Regions from separate parts of the Mus musculus genome. Here region 1 is linked to region 2. Evidence: chromatin loops called from intact Hi-C (ENCODE). Cell type or tissue: heart. All regions are shown on one strand. Region 1 overlaps Nav2 (neuron navigator 2). Region 2 overlaps Nav2 (neuron navigator 2).

Evidence for each region. A loop is a pair of places that touch in the nucleus more often than their neighbours do. Peaks named below come from ENCODE experiments on the same cell type or tissue, not always from the same donor. Only the 100,000 strongest peaks of a DNase experiment are listed, where the experiment ranks them.
Region 1: it touches region 2 in a loop (2.1-fold over the local background); 1 of 42 quality-filtered maps calls a loop at or near these places.

The regions. Positions count from the first base shown.
Region 1 is chr7:49,295,901-49,299,900 of GRCm38, forward strand. All of the region lies in intron 1 of Nav2 (neuron navigator 2), which reads left to right. Among named protein-coding and RNA genes, the nearest start is that of Nav2, 52 kb to the left of the region's middle. In heart, no CTCF peak of the experiment used is centred here; no DNase peak of the experiment used is centred here; H3K27ac peaks cover 1,563 bases.
Region 2 is chr7:49,360,999-49,364,998 of GRCm38, forward strand. Nav2 (neuron navigator 2) reads left to right here. Exons shown (of 39, transcript NM_175272.3): 2 at 1,100-1,217. Among named protein-coding and RNA genes, the nearest start is that of Gm51448, 12 kb to the left of the region's middle. In heart, no CTCF peak of the experiment used is centred here; no DNase peak of the experiment used is centred here.

The sequences.
Region 1 (4,000 bases), 65 kb before region 2:
GGCTACCTGAAGTCCTGCACAGTTAAGACACATGGTGAGCTGTTGGGCAGGCTTAGCTTCTTCCTCCAGCCACCTTTGAGGAACTAGCGTTAAGAGTTCATGGTTTCTAAGACTCTGGCACGTGGTCTTCCCGGCTTTTTAGAACAGATGGAGAGCTGAGAATGGCCTTGCTCCTGAGACAGAGGAGACTGAGCCACCTCGAGGCCAGGGCTTGCCCCAGGTCACAGGGCTAGGATAGGTGGTATTGCAAGGCCAGAGGATGAATCTTGACCCTCTGATGGAGTTTCTCTATGAGCGTCAATCATTAAAGACCATGATGGCAAAGCCACCAGACAGGGTGGCAGTTCTTACTTGTCCCAAACCGTGCAGCTGACCACATTTGTGGTCTGGGTTGTTTATGTATGGACCCTTGGTCTATGTGATGACAGTGGTGTGTGCTGAACAGAGTCAGAACTTCAGGGGCTAAGAGGAAGGCCCTGCAGCCAGATGAATTAGGAACACAGGAGGGCTCTCTTTGTAGCTGTGTGACTCTGAGAAAGGCACTCAACTTTTTTGAATATTTGTTTATTTTAATCTTATGTGTATGACTGTTGGCCTGTATGTATGTAACTTGGAGCATATGCGTGCCTAGTACCTGTGGAGGACAGAAGAGAGCACCAGAGCCTCCAAAACTGGGGTTACAGGTGGCACCCACAGGAGCCACCACATGTGTGCTTGGGATCTGAACTCGGGTCCTCTGGAAAAACAGCCAGTACTCTTAACCACCAGGCCATCCTCCAGCCTTCAATTGATTTTTTTTTTCAAAAATTTTTAAATTAATTAATGAATGAATGTACTGTGTACATGGTAGCAAGTGCATTTACTCCCTGAGCCATCTTGTTGGCCCATGTTTAACTGTTGATAGCTGCTTTCTCTCCCTGCAGAACATTTTTGTGGAGATGGAGTCTGAGTACTTAGCCCTGGCTAGCATGGAACTTTTGTAGACAAGGCTGGCCCTTGTCTCCTAAGTGCTAGCATTAAAGGTATACACCACCATACTCAACCCATAAAATGTAATTTTTTCATTCTTAAAAATGTTGGGTAGCATTCCTTTGTCAAGATGGCAGGTGGGGATAGGAGAACTCCCCAGAGACCCACAGGCCAGCTAGCCTGGCAAACCCAGCAGCAAACAAAAGACCCTATATAAAGCAAGGTGGAAGACCTCTATCCAGCACCCAAGGTTGCTCTCTGACCTCCATATGCTGCTCCAAATGTGCATACACATCCACATAGCATGCACACATGAAAACATTTTAAAAAAAAAGAAAGAAAAAGAAAAAAGAATAGTTGCCAGGGTAGCTGACCTGACAAGGCCTTGGCAAACACAAAAGTGGGCTGTGGTGAGTTCTTGGTGTTCATGTTCACTGGAACATGACCAGGAGGAAGTTGTGGGGAGGGACAGGCTGCAGTGAAGGCTGAGCTGACTCTGGGGAGCTATTCTCTAGCTCTGATGTGGGAACTGAGGACTGCCTAAAAAGGCCCAGGCCAAGCCAGCAGTGCTAACAATGACCAGCCCCATTTCAGGGGCCGATGGGCAAGCGAAAGGCAGGCAGCAGCTGCACCCGAGAGGTAGCCTTTGCTGAACAACAGACTTGGTTCTGGGATTTCCAGGGTGGGTCATCTCTCTTGATTTCCATACAGGAAGTCCCCCTGTCTGAGACCATGTCTCTTTCTTCTTGTTTATCTTCAGCTTGTGTCCTGAGGCTCAGACCCAGGTGCCAGCTCTATCTGTAGCACCCTCTCCTGGGCTGGGGAAGAAAAAAAACCCTAAGAGCAGGTTGTGTACACTTGTGTGTGTGTGTGTGTGTGTGTGTGTGTGTGTGTGTGTGTGTGTGTGTGTGTGTGTGTATGCATGTGTGGGTGCCCGAGTGTGTGTATGAGTATGCATGTGCATGTGTCTGCATGTGTGCATGCATATGTGTGTTGTCTACCTCCTGGAAGGAAAGGGTGCTGGAGAGAAATGTAACTAGCTTACCTACCGACTGCTTCGTCCCAGGGGAGGCTTCCCACACCTCCACCAGGCACTCGTTTCTACTTCCTCTCCACTGTGAGTGCTTAGCTGCTCAGCCACAAACTCTTTGGGCGAGAAGTCCGTGCATTCCCTACAGCCAAGGCTCACAGGGCTATGCTGGGCTGGGCTTGTCCCCCAACAGTTTCCAGGAAGCGTTGACCATAAGCATCCCTCTGGAAGAGAGGCTGCTTCTTAAACCTCCAATCCTCATCCCTGAGAACCAGATCTGGCCAAGAGTGAAAAGGCAGATCTGTAGTGAATACCTAATCAACAGCCACCCCATCCTCTCCCCTTTTAAACCGTAGCCACAGAAAACAGAGCCCAGCAACCCAACACAACTCCAGAGGACTCCAAGACGGCAATTCCTTTCCAAGCAATAATTCTGAAAATTGTTCGGAACAAGCCATGCTTGGGCTGCTGTCAGTTGTAAATTGGCAACCCTACATGCTTCAGCGAGAGCTTCCCAGGCTTCTGGGCCCACACTGCCATGTCAGGGCTCATAGTTCTTCCTTCAGCCAGTTACCTTTGCCCTACATGAACCTCTGGTTCACTTGAGTGGGCAGAGAAAGCTAAACTAAGTCCTTAAGCCACTTCCCGAAGGTCATCAGCCCTGACCTTTAGCTAGGTCGGAGCTAGGAGTTTCACTCCTGGCCAGTGGGGGGAGGGAGGCCTGGCCACACAGGGGCCCTTCAAAGTGGGGTCAGAGGTCACCCTGAGATTGCACAACTTCAAGCCTTATCTGCTTCCTTGAAGTGATGGCGGGGGAGGGTCGTGAAGGAGCCTTGAGGCCTGAGGTGTGGAATTGAGCAAATAAATACCAGGGGTACCTAGCAACTCTGAGATTGGCTGAGAAGTATGCTGCCCTGCTCTGGGGAGATCTGTCAGCCTCCAATAAGCCAAAACAGAGCCCCTACACCAGAGCTATCAAGTGAGTCTTCAGTCAATCATTCCGTCATCCCCAGACTCTTCTCAAAACACAGACTGTGCTCAAAACAGCAGTAGGTCCGGAGAGACATAAGACACAGGCTTACTCTCCAGCCTTGCTTTCTAGCCCCTGTGAAATGCCTGGGTTCTGGGTGCCCAGCACATGGTGAGGCTGCAGACCTCATGGTTGTGTGGATTTGATGCATCCTACCTGGCCACCCTGGATGCTATCTGGCCCAGCACTTCCAGCCTCCCTGTACTTGAGTTTATCTCTAGTACCTTTTTATGATACCATGAAAGGACTCCTATACAAGGGGTCCAGATTCCTCCAGAAAATTAGGAAATAAAATGGGGTGATCTTTAAGTGTCCTTCAGCCTCTCCACTCTGGACTCTCTGGTTCTGTCTAACCTCGCTAATGGCAAGTCGGGCACTTGAGTGTACACTTGGGTAAGATAGAGAATTTGTTCAGAGGGACTGTATCACCCAGAGGTGATGGTGTCAACACTGTCTACATTGGCAGGTAGAGGAATTAGTGAGGACCACAGAGGAGGGATGGGCAGTTCCAATGGGAAGAAGGACCTGAAAGAACTCCACCAACAGAGTTAACTTTGTCCTAGATCTGAAAAGTCACAGCTATACCATTTGGCAGGGCAGTGACTGTCAGGAACAGCCATGCACAGGATGAGGGAACAGCCTGGGCACTTTCATGGATGCATGAGAACACGCAGCCTAGTTCAGAAGAGAAAGCAGTCCAGGGCTTCAAAATGGGGGGGGGGGGGGTGGAATATACTGTCCTCTTAGAAATTCTGTCACTGCCTAACTTCCTGCCACTGCAAGAGAAGAGGGTCTGGATGGTGTGGCGAGCAGGAAGTGACTCCAGCAGCCCTGTTGGGGAAGAGGGTAGGTGGTGGCATTTAATGTGTGGGCAGGAGAGGTTTTGCATTGACTTCATCTCAGGAGACAGGCAGGGAGCTGAAGGACTGTCCCTTGCTGGCCCAGCATTTGCTAGGGAGGTGTCATTTATT
Region 2 (4,000 bases):
CCTGGACCAAGGGAGGTGCTAAAGTCTATAGTCTCTGGAAAGATCATTGAAGGAGAAAGGCCATCTTTGCGGCAAGTGGTCATCGTGCTGGGACGAGCCATTTCAGAGTTGTGGCAGCTTGGAGGTTACCAGTTCTCCCTAAGAAATAAATTCATCAGTTCCCCAAGTTAGACCTTGGTACAATCATCCGTTTGTAGCTGGTCCTTTATAAAGTTTAAAACATTTGTCTCTCTAGGGAAAGAGGTCCCACAACATGTATTAGAATTGGCTAGGTTTTATTTGTAGATTCTCTCTCTCTCTCTCTCTTTTTAGATTGATTGATTGATTTAATGTATATGAGTGCTGTATTTGCATGTATGCCTGCATGACAGAAGAGGGCGTCAGACCCCATTAGAGATGATTGTGAGCCACTAGGTGGTAGCTGAGAATTGAACTCAGAACCTCTGGAAGAGCAGCCATTGTTCTTAACCACTGAGCCATTTCACCGGCTCCCTATTTGTAGAATCTTGACAGTAAAAATGGTGGCTGGCTTTTAATTAACCTAGTTAAAATTTCAATGATGGCGAGGCCATAGTTAGCTCTACTTCCACGTGTGTGATAGCAGGACTCTGTGCTTCCCTCTTGGCTGCTTTACAAGGGAGCCAGGCTCTTGAGAACTCTGCCCACTCAATAGCCCTCTTTGCCTTAAATGGCCCATCCAAAGATGCCTATTGGGTGGCAAACTCCCCATACGTTTTCTCCATAAAGTGAAAAAGCTGTGACGGGCTAGGAGAGGCCTCACTTGTGTTCAGAGCTGCAGCGTCTCAAAGCCGTCTGGACAAACTATTAGTTCCTTGTCCCCTGGCCTATTCAGGTCTGTGCATGTTTTGACGCTCTTTTTAGCTTTTCTTTCACAGTTTTCTCAGTAGACTGGACCGTTGCAAGCTAGCTGAATGCCTAGCCAGCACAATGCACTGAATATTAATGGTTCTGGCAGCTCCCTTGCCAGTGCCTGCAGGAAAGTGACTGGGGTACCCAAGCATAGGTCCCAGCAGTTGCCTCTGACCCTGAAGTGGGCTCTGCCCAGATTCCTGAAGTTGCCTGTGTGCTTTCTTTGTAGATCTACACGGATTGGGCCAATCATTACCTCGCTAAATCCGGCCACAAACGCCTCATCAAGGACCTCCAGCAAGATGTGACCGATGGCGTGCTCCTGGCCCAGATCATCCAGGTTGTAGGTAAGCCCATCTTTCCCTCTGGGAGCTAGCTAGTGAGGTACAGCAGAGGCAGCCCAGGGAATGCGAACCCTGACGTCTCTACCAGACATGTCGCCCATCCTCTTGACTTCCTTTTGATTCTGATTGTGAGGAGCCCAGCAGTTTAGAACTGTTTCCATTAAAACTCAGCAGGGCTGTGGGTGTAGAATGCTCAACTAGAATGCAAGCCCCAGGTTCCGTCCCCAGTACTGTATAAACCCAGTATGATGATTCACAATCTGGAGGCAGGATCAGCCAGTCAAGGCCATTCTCGGCTACATAGTAAGTTTAAGGCCAGCCCATGCTCTCAAAAGAAGAAAAGTCATGGCAGAGCTGCCTTAGCCATCCCAGGGCCAGAGCGGGAAACTGGGGCTTTGAGATGGACTCTCTACCTGTGTCCTGCCTCCTGCCTGACTCTCTTTCCTTAACTCGCATAGTTCTTTTTAGAAGACTTTGGGCATGCTTCAAAAAGGAAAAGAGAACACAGGGCTGTTTAATCCTGCCAACTCTGACAGGGGCTGAGGAAATCAAAGGCTCCAGAGATGGTCTCTGGTGGTTTCTGGTTTTAATACCAGGGCAAAAGAGCTTGAGCCATTGGGATATTTGCGCCTTAGACCTGAGCTGGGAGGGGTGGGTGGACCAGTGGGTGGATCCTGGCCATTTCACTGTCTCTGGTATGCAGCCCTGTCTGAGAGTCAGAGCTGTGGAGATCTGTTGGTGTACATTATCCAGTTGATGGTTGCCATTGTCAACTGTAGCAGCCCGCTAATGCCAGAGAAGAAGGTCCAGGACAAGGACCGGGCCCCAGCTCCTCCACTTATTGTGCAAAAGCCGCTTTCCTTTCAGCCAGGAGAAGTGAGTGGATTTCAGAGGTTAAGCCGTGCTAGTGTTCTGCAGGGAGACCCACAGAAACGCAAGCAGTGGGGCCTAGGCTGAAAGTGGGGATTGCGGCTGACAGAGAAAGAAGGTTCCCCTCTACCTTGCCATTGATTTCTGAGACTGATTTCTTCTTTCCCCTTCTTCCATGACTGCTTTGCTCCTGCCACAAAGGCAGCCATTTAAAACATGCTTTTATTATCTCACAGCTTCCACACATCACCTAGGTCAGGCCCTGATCATGTTCGAGGCCCGCATCCTCATGTAGGGTCTCGCTGGGAAAGGGTTGGCGTTCATGCTTGCTTCGGTTACTGGTGGAACTCATGTCCTCGTCACTGGGGGACTCTGCGTGCTGAGTCTTGCTGGCAACCAGCTGGAGATGACCCTCACCTCTGAGCAGCTGCTCTTAGAGCTTCTTGCCGTATAGGAATCCTGACCCTTCAGCACCAGCTCAGGAGCAGTCGTCCCAGTGAGACGAACTCTCTTACGTAATGTCGGAGTTGCAGGTTCTGCCCACCCTTGGGGAGAGGACTGTACTAGGCGTAGGTACCACCACGTACCTCATGGGAGGACACCTAAACGGAGTTGTGCTACTTCTCCTTCAATCCCGCCCCCCCCCCTTCCTTCTGCTCTTCATCACTGCACACGCCACAGTCTTTGAGAAGCTTTGCTCATTTAGATTCCTCTGCCCCTAGGAAGTGGGTAGTAGATTTCCCATTTTGCCAATGGGGAAAGGGAGGCTCCATGAGGCCCAGGAGCCTATGTGAGACTTCTTACCTTGGCGCACCTCTGTGGCTCGCTGGGGATGGAGAGAGGGCTGGGCTAGGCTCACAGCCTTGGAGGCTATGCTTCCACCTTGCCTTCATCTTTGTTGAAGTTCTGACCTGTGCCTGATCTGAGCTTTGAGGTCCTGTCAGCAGGCTTGTGGCTGGCCCTGAGCCTCCTTGAAGCATATCTAGGGGTGTGATTCTGCTGGGAGCCCGCCCCCCCCCCCCCCAGTTTCATCTATCAGTAAGAGAGAAAATGGAAAAGGATAATACTGAGGAGTCTTTCTCTGCCTTGCTCCATGCCTCACAGGCTCCTTCCTCACTCTGCTTCTGTTACCTCTATTTCCCACTCCCCTCTCCCCTGTGTGTGTATGCTTGTTAGCATTGGGTGTGTACAACAGTGCATGGGGTGAGTGTATGTGTATATGTACATATACATGTGTGGAGGCCAGAGGTTGATATGGGGTACCTTCCTTAATTACCCTCCACCTTTGTTTACTCTATTTGAAGATTTTATGTTATTAGTTTTACTTATGTGTGTGTGTATGCATATTTATACATGTGAATGCGGTGCTCCCTGAGGCCAGAAGAGGGCACTGGAATTGTAAGCCAGCTGAAATGGGGCTGGGAACCAAACTCAGGAACCTTTTCTGCAAGAGCAGCAAGTATTCTCAACCACAGAACCATCTCTGTTGCCTCACCCATCTCTATTTTTTGAGACAGGGCCATCTCATTGATCCCTGGCCAATGAGCTTCCACCTGTCTGCTCTCCCGTTCTGGTGTCACAGGCGTGCACTGCTGTGCCTGCTTTTTATGTGGGTTCAGCAGATCTGAGCTCAGGTCCTTATATTGGCACGGCACGTACTTTCCTGACTGAGCCATCTCCCCAGCTGTTTTTCTGACTTGAAAGTGGGTCAGCTAACCGTGTTTTTCTTTATGGGTGCTTCGTGAAAGGAAAGTTGGAGATCAAATAAGAAATATGTGAGTTTGATGTGCTCCGGGATAGCACTCGGTAGCAGCTGTCTAGAGCAGTAGGCAAAGGAAGATGATGTCGAGTGTCAGGGCTGATTCATCATGCCCACCACAGACTCAGAAGAGGCTCATGGTAGGATGTGTGCTGTC